Linked DNA regions of Homo sapiens: region 1 is linked to region 2. A link is an interaction called in ENCODE POLR2A ChIA-PET data of the cell type or tissue named here. Cell type or tissue: PC-9. All regions are shown on one strand. Links, peaks and the distances in the headings refer to the core of each region. The heading gives the core; the rest is flanking DNA. Region 1 overlaps GPR19 (G protein-coupled receptor 19). Region 2 overlaps GSG1 (germ cell associated 1).

The links. Peaks named below come from ENCODE experiments on the same cell type or tissue, not always from the same donor. Only the 100,000 strongest peaks of a DNase experiment are listed, where the experiment ranks them.
Region 1: POLR2A ChIA-PET joins it to region 2 with 5 read pairs; 2 of 35 experiments call an interaction of 5 or more read pairs at or near these places.

Annotation. Positions count from the first base shown.
Region 1 is chr12:12,664,516-12,669,897 of GRCh38, reverse strand. All of the region lies in intron 3 of GPR19 (G protein-coupled receptor 19), which reads left to right. Among named protein-coding and RNA genes, the nearest start is that of GPR19, 29 kb to the left of the region's middle. In PC-9, for the core only: no CTCF peak of the experiment used is centred there; no DNase peak of the experiment used is centred there.
Region 2 is chr12:13,091,390-13,096,771 of GRCh38, reverse strand. All of the region lies in intron 1 of GSG1 (germ cell associated 1), which reads left to right. Among named protein-coding and RNA genes, the nearest start is that of GSG1, 9.6 kb to the left of the region's middle. In PC-9, for the core only: no CTCF peak of the experiment used is centred there; DNase peaks (open chromatin) are centred at 2,171, 3,391 and 4,741; H3K4me3 peaks cover 300 bases; H3K27ac peaks cover 3,846 bases.

The sequences.
Region 1 (5,382 bases), core at 71-5,070, 430 kb after region 2:
CACACATACACCAGAGTCTTTATCTCAAGGCCACACAGCAAGAGAGTCAGTTAGGAAGCTTCAGAAGAGCTTGTGTGGCCTCCTGAGCCATTTTTAAGTTCAGCAATGTGTGTAAGTTCAGGACTTAGGATAGGCTGCCCTGAAAGCCCTGCCCTACTGGAAGTGGTGTGCGGGTAAATGTTTAACAACTGGCTCTGCAGAGGGGGGAAAAAAACAAAACTTCAATTTTTGGTGTTTGCCATACTCCTACCATGGCTGCTTCATGATGCCAACATGATGTCTTTGAGCCTGGAGTTGGGAAGAAATGTATATACAGTTGGCTCAGGGTTCCCTATGTAAGCCAGTCCCAGCCCACTAGTGTTACAGGCATTTCTCATTTTCACATGTAAACAAATCAAGCCTACACAACAATGAAGGGTTTACCTTAAAATCTCCGTACCGTGGTATTTCTTGAATTTAAACAACTAAAATTTTAAAAGATAATTTCCTACTTGGGATAATACAATTGATCAAATTTTTTCCTCATTTCAATTCAAATTGAAGTCTAGAATTCTGCTTTCATTCTGTTTAAAAGGCAACAGTTAATTATGCAGCATGTTGAAATGCCAATACTCTCACACTCTTTATTCTGAAGAAAGGCTATTTCTCCAGGCCAGCATGTCTGGCGCACTTTTGATGCTAAGCTTCTGTGCAGTGCGTTGTGGGAGTGATCATTTTTTAAAACTGTTCACTATGTCACATATTTCTGAGCTAGCATATTGAACAGATGTATCTGTGGGTAGGCAAGAGGCTATAGGGAATAACTTTGTATTCCTCTCTTTGAATGAATAGTCAAGAAAGACTTACCCATGTACAGCCAATTTGACTCTCTGAATTCAGATCCAGCCCTCTGTGGTCTCACTGGTCAGGAAACCCTGATGGTAGTTAAGAGCAAGGGCTTTGGAGTGACCACTTTCCAACGGTATGACTTTGGGGAAGAACTTCAGTTTTTTTCATTTGTAAAACAAGGCCAGTAATTTTACCTACTTTGAGGGGTTACACATATAAAGTGCCTGGCACATAGTAAGCACAAAAATAAGTATTAACTCTTGGTAGTATTAATGCTATAACTACTGTCATGATTGTAATCTTACTGCTCATTAGTAAATACCCATATGTATCCATGTAGGTCCAGCAGATACTTCCCATTCTACAGAAAATGTTTCTGTTTTTTTTTTTCAACCAAATCATGTAAAAAATCAATATTATAAAAATTCTTGTTTGACATTAAATTTTTAAACAAATCTCAAGAAATAAAAATGGTCTTTATACCTTGTGAGAATGTTTGTGAATCTTTATAATCTCAAGAGGACAAAAAGTTAGTTGTTAGGGTATTTTTAGACTTAAAAAATAGACTAACTAAAAAACCTATCCAACAGTTGATGCAGAATTGTGAAGCAAAGTTTGTCATCCATGCCCCATTCCTCTCTGTGGTCCTCCGCTCCCTCTTATTAGCTTCCAGTCATTCATCCATCCATTGCATCCAACAAAGTATGATTTTCAAAAAGTTAGAATCATGACTTTTACAAATATTGAATGAACATATGTTAAAGATTTATTAACATAATACCGAAGGAACCAATGATATAATAAAGCTGGTTCCAAGAGCATTTGAAGAATGCATCTTTATAGGCATTTTTTAAAAAGAATTTCAGCATAAGATTGCTAGGTAAACACTAAACTGGCTAATGTCCTAGAGGGCAGTAAGTCCATAACCTTTGGGGTTATTATTTTCTGCTAGAAAGAAATCTACAAGTTAACATATAAATATCTTCACAATGTCTCAGCTCTAGTCAAATATTAAATAGCAAAGTCAAGCACAGGTACATTCTCCCAGAGAGAGAGGCCCATTTAAGAATGTCCCAGCAAGATCTTAAGAGTATATGTCCTTTTTTGCCTTATTTTCAAGTATTGGATAATTTTTACTAACATATCCACCCATTCATATATTCATTAAACCTTTTTTAATAGCTATGTGCCCCAGGGATATAGAAGTAAAGACATAGTCCTTATCCTCAAGGAACTCATAACCTAATGGGGGAGACAAACATGCAAAATAAAAATTACAAAGCAAAGTGATAGGGTACATTCTCCTCCCAGGTGCCCCAGGATCCCATCATTACAGGGGTAACCAGTCCCCAGTTCTTTTTTTTTTTTTTTTTCTAATTGAGATGCAGAGTCTCACTCTCACCCAGGCTGGAGTGCAGTGGCGTGATCTCAGCTCATTGCAACCTCTGCCTCCCGGGTTCAAGCGATTCTCCTGCCTCAGCCTCCCATGTAGCTGGGACTACAGGCACATGCCACCACGCCTGGCTAATTTATGTATTTTTAGTAGAGACGGGGTTTTGCCGTATTGGCCAGGCTGGTCTTGAACTCCTGACCTCAGGTGATCCGCCCGCCTCAGCCTCCCAAAGTGCTAGGGTTACAGGTATGAGCCACCATGCCTGGCCCCCAGTTCTGTGCTATGACAACCCATCTACCATTTTCCCCACTCATGTATTAATCTTAAAGCTTGGATGGGTGAGAAGTAGATAATAGGATAAATGAATGATTCCTCTTTTAGATCATATATAGGTAGAGATAAATAAGGACCTTCAATACCTCAGCCAAGGGAGTATGTCAAATGGTAGTCTCAGAACTGGCTGGGAAGAGATAGGTCGAACAGGAAAGAGGTGAAGAAGCCTTTCTTGTCACTGCTAAAATTACTGCATATGGATGGCTCTGAACAGAATTACTAATTAACCAGATCTTATATTTCAGAAACACCCCCTTGAAGATATATTTTTATCTAAATTAATGGAGCAGGGGAGGCCTTTCTGAAACTTTACTTTGGGACCCTAGAATTTAGTTATAATATGGCAGACTTTTTTCTGGGAGGAAAGTGCAAGAACCTGTCTGAGGACACCTAAATTACCTTGGCTTTCCCTTAGATGAGATATCTGTTTCATATAGCAGTTGACCTGGTAGCTTCAGTTTCACCTGCCCTGCTTTTATCAGGAGTCATGTTTTCCCCTATCACCATAATCCCCAATGTTTCACCTCTCTGAGAATATATAGTGATTTTCTATGTGCATTTAATTCTCCTAGCAGAGGCACATAGAGTAAGAGTCATTTATTTCAGTTCTCTGTCCTTACAGATCCAATTTAGTAAACATCGAATAAGCAATTATTAATGTAAAGAACTTCAGTGGAAGCTGTAGAGCATGGAGAAAAAGAATAACATCCCCATCTCCCTACTGGAGTCCACAGTTTATTGGAGAAGACAGAAACATGGAGGTATTTCTAAAGCACAGATCTTAATCTTGGCTACACTCAGGATCACCTGGGAACTTTGAAACATCCGACACCCAGGCTGCACTCCAGAGCAATTAAATTAAAATCCCTGAAGCTGGGACTCAGGCATCAATATTTCTTAAGGCTGCCTGGAAGACTCCAATCTACTGTATTGCTAAGCTAGAGAAAAACAAACTTGGAAAATGCTGCAGTAAAGGACTAACAAGATGCTGTATGAGCAAGGGTACCACAACCATTCTGGATATGCTAATATTCTTATCCACTGTCTGACCGCATTTCTGCCCATGAATGCAGCAAATATAACCTCTCATTGTAACCAGGGGAAAAATTTAGATCAGTTTGATTGTAGGGCATTTAGAAACTATATACTCTGGGAGGCATGGTCTGAAGGAAACTATGTTTCTGAGGGGAAAAGGGCCCCAAAAAAGATCAACCCAGAAAAATGACCCCAAAATTCAATCCACATGCTATCTCTCTCCCCTGGAATGTTTTATTCACTTGTCTTCCTGAAGAAGTCCTATTCATCCTCTAAGCTCCCAGCTCAAACTTTACCTCTTCTGTGAAGCCTTTCCTTTTCTTCCCCTTACCCGGGCAAAACTGGGTCCCTATTTTTGTCTTACTTAGCTCCTTGTACAAAGTTCTGTTCTTAGCAGTGAATTATAATTATTATCAAATTGAGTTATAATATGGCACACTGCTTACGTATCTTTGTTTTCTTTTTTTTTTTTTTTTTTTTTTTTTTTTTGAGACGGAGTCTGGCTTTGTGCCCCAGGCTGCTCGGCTCACTGCAAGCTCCGCCTCCCGGGTTCACGCCGTTCTCCTGCCTCAGCCTCCCGGATAGCTGGGACTACAGGCGCCCACCACCATGCCCGGCTAATTTTTTGTATTTTTAGTTGGACGGAGTTTCACTGTGTTAGCCAGGATGGTCTCGATCTCCTGACCTTGTGATCCGCCCGCCTCGGCCTCCCAAAGTGCTGGGATTACAGGCGTGAGCCACCGCGCTCGGCCGATCTTTGTTTTCTTAATACCTAGCCCAGTTTCTCGGCTTATTGAATGAATATTCAGAACTGCAGCGATTTTAGGTGGAGTGAGAACTTATGCCACCAGCAGGGGAAATCTAGACTCAGGAACTCCTCGGGCTCCCTCGTCCTGTTTCTGAGCATTGGGATCCTCTGCTTCCAAGTGGTTGGGCTGGGGAAATGGGCAGACAGACTCATGGGTGTAAAGCAGCTGGAGGAAATGATGGAAGGGCCCCCCGCCTCCGGGCTTTAGTTAAAGCGGTGAGCTTGAGTTTCATTTGCAGAGTTTTGTTGTTAGAGGAAGAAAGAGACAGAAGGAAGTTCACAGGTTTTCAAGTATGCGCATTAAGGAAAAGTGCCTGTGTGGACTCCTGTTTTATTCAGGCCACAGGCATCCCAGAAAAGTTAGAACAGTTTTCTGTCTGGGGAAATTGTCTGTTTTAGTTTATTTTTAAACTTTAAATCTTAACAGGTTTTTTAAAAAGTTTAATAGGTTTTACACACATGAAGGCGAAAAGATGATTTCAATCTTATATGTATGAGGGTGCAGTCCAGATTTTCTAGGACAATGCTAATTTTAGATCTTATGTCCTGATTTCTTTTTTTTTTTTTTTTTTTTTTTTTTTGAGATGGCGTCTCACCCCGTCGCCCAGCCTGGAGTGCAGTGGCGCGATCTCAGCTCACTGCAACCTTCGCCTCCCGGGTTCAAGCGATTCTCCTGCCTCAGCCTCCCGAGTAGCTGGGACCACAGGCGCCTGCCACCACGCCCGGCTAATCTTTTGTATTTTTAGTAGAGACGGGGTTTCACTGTGTTAGCCAGGATAGTCTCGATCTCCTGACCTCGTGATTTGCACGCCTTGACCTCCCAAAGTGCTCGGATTACAGGCATGAGCCACCGCGCCTGGCCCTGATTTCTTATATGGAAAGTGTATGGTTGCTATTCTTACCATTGGCTATCATTTTCCCAGCATGCTTAAAGATCTTTTAGTAGTCAAAATGTTTAATTATTTTTGCTTTCTGTGTGGTGAGC
Region 2 (5,382 bases), core at 83-5,082:
GTACTTCTGGCTGACTGGTGGCAAGAACATATGCAAACGACCCCTTACTGGTTTCTTAGATTACTTTTTCAGCATTTTAGAAACTCTTTTTTGAAATATAAAATATTGTCATTCCTTTGCCTGAAGGTTGGGAGAGGAATGGTAAATAGCCATGGCATTCCAGATCCTGGAATTCATTTATCTCCAATCCTATTCTATCTGCATCTTTGCCACATCCCCAGCCAACATTCTCACTCAGCATTCCATGTGTAGAGGGAGATACTTAATAGTACTTATTCTTTTTTTTTTTTTTTTTTTTGAGACAGAGTCTCACTCTGTCACCCAGGCTGGAGTGCAGTGGCGCAGTCTCGGCTCACTGCAAGCTCTGCCTTCCAGGTTCACACCATTCTCCTGCCTCAGCCTCCCGAGTAGCTGGGACTACAGGCACCCGCCACCAGGCCCGGCTAATTTTTTTGTGTTTTTAGTAGAGACGGGATTTCAGCATGTTAGCCAGGATGGTCTCAATCTCCTGACCTTGTGATCCGCCCACCTAGGCCTCCCAAAGTGCTGGGATTACAGGCGTGATCCACCACGCCCGGCAATAGTACTTATTCTAATGTTCTAACTGGAAGGTGGAGACCACCCATGGAACAAGGAAGCTATTTCCTGTTCATGGCTCCATGAGGCCCCGACATTGCAGAGAATAGAGTTTCTTCAAAGGGATAGGAAACCCTACTCGAGGGAAGGTAAACTTCTGCAGTGATGGTGACCTGCCATATCTTCGTCTGTCATAAATCCAAGCCCAATCCATTCACACCAGTTACCTAGGGAATGGCAGGCAGTGGAAACTAAACCATCATTTACTTTTTAAAGAAAATTTCCTCTGCAAATTGCAGGTCCTTGCTTCTTTGTGCTTAATCCCAGATCCCCATTGGCAAGCTCTCTGGTGTAATCTCCCAGAACAGCTGGGCCCTGATTGCCTTGTCAATTATTAAATGCCCGTGTTCCCTGTAAGGCAGCATTTAATCATGAGGCACTCCAAAGAATATGAGATAGAAGGGGAGGGGTAGGAGGAGAGGGAGGAGGGTAGGAAGACAGTTTGCATTCTTGCAACATTAAACCAAAGGGACTTGGAGTGCAGATGGCATCCTTCGGTTCTTCCAGACAAGCTGCAAGACGCTGACCATGGCCAAGGTAACCGGCTTCCCCTCCTATTGCTCAAAGGATGCAGTCTACAGCTATTTTGTACCTGGCTCTTTTAAGAAGTGCACCTGCCTCATCGATCTGTTGTCCTTCCTAGCCTATGCTAATTCTGGGTTACTCTGTTAATATATGCTGATGTAAGGGTTACTGATTATACATTGGCGCCTACGCACTTCCTAATGATCTAAGGGCCCAAGTGTTAGAGAAACCACTCTGTCCCTTTTCTAGCGAGTAAAGAGTCACCTTGGCATGGGATCTGTTGCATACACAAAGATAGAGTTGTTCTTATGGCCATTACTTCTTCAGGATCACTTTATGGAAACCATTGCAAAATTAGATTTGTTCTTCCAATTCAAGAGGTATCCCGACCCTAGCAGGAAAAGGCATGTTTGGGGAAAGGAGTAAAGTATGTGACAAAGGGCATGGTACTATAGGTGTTGGAGATAATTCTTGAAAATTCTTGAATGAGATGATCATTCGATATCAAGAAGATGATTTTTGAATGAGGTTCCTTGTGTCTCTCCCTGGTGGACACTCCTTCTGGAAGGAACCTCTTTGAGCTTCAGTCCAAGCTCTTTTTTATTCTTTGTTTCTCAAATTGCCTCTTCCTTAAATTGGTTGTCACCTTGGTGCCACAAAGTGGGTGTATCTTAGTATGGGGTTCGTTATTCTTTCTTATTTCTGAATAACCCCGAGAATAACTTGCAAATATATATAACTTGAAGTGGATTGAATGTGGAGTAAAAATCTTGCAAGTATAACTTGAAATGGATTGAGTGTGGGGTTAAAATCTGATGTGATAATAGACAAATTTCCAAACCAGAATGAAAATGATTGTTGAAAAATGAATGCTGAGGTCACAAAAGTTAGAATTGCCTAAGTCTTTAGGTCAGTCTTTACACCAAATAGTTAGTGAAGATGTTTTACCTGGAAGTCCATTTCTTATTCAAGCAATGTAAGAATTATTAGAAAGGATGACTCACAGTAAGAGAATGATGACTAAAACCCATAGGATTTTCATAACTAAAACCAAGATGAAAACATTTTAGGAAAGGGGAACTGGGCAACACGCGACTTCAGTGTCTACCAACAGAAAATCTTTCCTCCTCCCAGATGCTGCGGATTTTTTGTCCTTAGTCAAGGTCACCCAGAGTCTTGCAAGAACTGACAATTCTTGGCAGAGTTAATTTGTTGAGTGCCTTTAAAAGTAAAATCATATTAGCAGATTGCTTTTCAGAAGTTGTCTTTATCATGTTTTACATATTGGTTTTACATACATATGATCTTTGTGTATTTCTTATTGCCATAAATAATAAGCATTTTGTGATATGCACTGTCTTAGTCCCTGGAAATTCTGAAGAACAAATTGTTTCATTTCTCAGGTAAAGTTCTCTCTTAAATGTAGAAACAGTAAGCTGGGTGTGATAAGGGAGGGAAATTTATGGACCTGTCCATTTAGCTATGGTTTTATTTATGGCTCTTAAGATAAGCAGATTTAAGTGTGATTAATTCTGATATGAAGGATCCCCTGGAAAGCTCAAGAAGGTTTACTTTAAGAAGCGTCTGTCAGCAACTAACCATGGGCTTCTTTTCTGTTCCATGTGCATTAATATAACTGTATAAACTGCTCTAACACAAAGTGAGAGACTTGCCAAATTACTTCTCTAAGTCCAATTAAATCTGGCTCCAAGCCACCACTCAGCAAAGTTGGCCGTCTAATACCAGTCATATTTTAGCTTGCCTCCTCTTCTCTTAGGCTGAAAATGACATGGAGAGTAGGGGCTCCTGCCAGAGCCATCTGGGGCCTCAGTTCTTTCGGCAGCCTCCCCTATGTCCCCACTGTGAGGCAGGCACTTCTGCACCAGGCTGGAAGACACGGCCCTCCAGGTTCCTCTCCACTGACCAAGGGCTTGGCTGCCGACACCCTACCCATGGCTCTGTGGACACCAAACCTGGTGTCCAGCCTACACAGGCACCACACAGCCACCTCGCATTTGAAACTCTATTGTCTCTGTGGCAGTGGATGGAAGCTGGGCCCGACTGCTACCTCTCCCAGAACCATAAGCCCCATCTCCTTTCCAAAGGTTTCAATAGCCCCACATCCCAGTAGGTTCACTGCCCTCTTTTATCCTCCAGGCCCCAAAGCATCCATCTGCTTCCCCCGGAGATTTCCAGTTTAATATTCATTGCTATGACTCCTTTCAGAGGAATCTGTAATGCAGGGAAAAGGACACCAATAGCTCACTTTGTTACAATAGCAAATGCTTCAGCAAGTCAGTGCTACTACCTGTCAGTGAAGACAAAGCCAAAAACGATTATCACAAAGAGCATTTGGAATGCTCCCAATTCTTTTTTCTAAACTTTTATATAAAGTTTAGACTTTACATAAAACTTTTCCAGAAGTTATCAATTGCCTTGTCAATTATTAATTATATAATTATATATTTATATGTATTAATGTTATTTTACATAAAGTTAAAAGCTTATATAACCGGCCAGGCGTGGTGGCTTAACGCCTGTAATCCCAGCACTTTGGGAGGCCGAGGCGGGCAGATTACCTAAGATCAGGAGTTTAAGACCAGCCTGGCCAATATGGTGAAACCCCGTCTCTACTAAAAATACAAAAAAAAATTAGCCAGGCATGGTGGCAGGCGCCTGTAATCCCAGCTACTCGGGAGGCTGAGGCAGGAGAATCTCTTGAACCCGGGAACTGGAGGTTGCAGTGAGCCGAGATTGTGCCATTGCACTCCAGCCTGGGCAACAAGAGTGACACTCCGTCTCAATAAAAAAAAAAAAAAAAGAAAAAGTTTATATATCCTCTGACTGAGGTTATTGCTATCTGATGCTTATTCAGAACACCCTCAATTTACTCAGCAGTTTAGTGTTGAGTGTCTAATGTGTAAAATACTGTGCTAGTTGCTGTGGGAAAGATAAAAATTACAAAGACACGTTTTTGCTACCTAATGGCAGCTTGAAATCTTGGAGGGAAGATAAGACATGACCAAAAATAAATGTGAAAAGAGTACTATTAAGAAGGCACACACCACAGTCCTTGAAGCCCTTCCAAGCCTCACTTCCCATGGAAGGTGCTGGTTAGGGGACCTCCCTGAAGCAGTTGGGACTTGGGGTGAGCCTCAGAAGGGGCAGGACTTCAGTAGACAGGGCCTGGCCAGCAGTGGTATCAAATGTGCAGCAATCCACCTTCTCTCTCTCTCGCTCAATCTGCTGGTCCAAGAACTCCAGGTAGTGGCTGCTGGCAGATCCATCACTGCTACTCAGAAAGATCCCCCTGCTGTTTGTTGGTGGGGTCATTATGGCACTCACCATAAAGGTACACACACACACATACATCCTCCCTAGGATTTGCCGGCTGGAGGCTATGTTGATTCCACTCTCACCATTTGAGGCAGAAATGGAAGATTTTAACATACTCACTTCCAATTCACTCTGACTTCTGCATTCCTCATTCTAATTTGTCCTCTCTGGTGGATCACCTTTATCCTACTTCTGTGTATTGCTGCATATCATGCCCAGAGGCCAGCCCCTGTCATTCAATCTATGCAAATCACCACTTTTCTGTAGTTGGATCTGTGTAAGGTTCAACTTAAAGATGCATCATCCCCGTGTTGTGTAAAAGCCAGGGGAAAACTTTCCCTTTGCCCTCCGAAGGTTCACTGAAAACCACTGATAAGAGGCAGATTAATAGGAGAAAAAACATTCAAGTTTATTTGATCGTAGTTTCACGTGACGTGGGAACCTTCAGAATGAAGTCACAAAGATGAAGGGAAAATTGTCTATTTTTATGCTTAGGTTCAACAAAGTATGGACAGTCACATAGAAATATGATTGGACATCAAGGCCATGATCTATTGTTGTTATTTATTTTTTAGAGACAGATAGCCCTGTTGCCCAGACTGGAGTGCAGTGGCATGATCGTGGCTCACTGCAGCCTCAACCTCCTGGGCTCAGGTGATCCTCCCACCTCAGCCTCAAAAGTAGCTGGGACTACAGGCGTGCGCCACCGTGCCCGGCTAATTTTTTTATTTTCCGTAGAGACAGGGTCTCACTATGTTACCCAGGCTGGTCATGAATTCCTGAACTCAAGCGATCCTCCCACCTCTGGAAGGGATTACGGTGCTAGGATTACAGGCATGAGCCACTGCATCTGGCCTGATCTAATAATGTTAATAGATTGAGTGG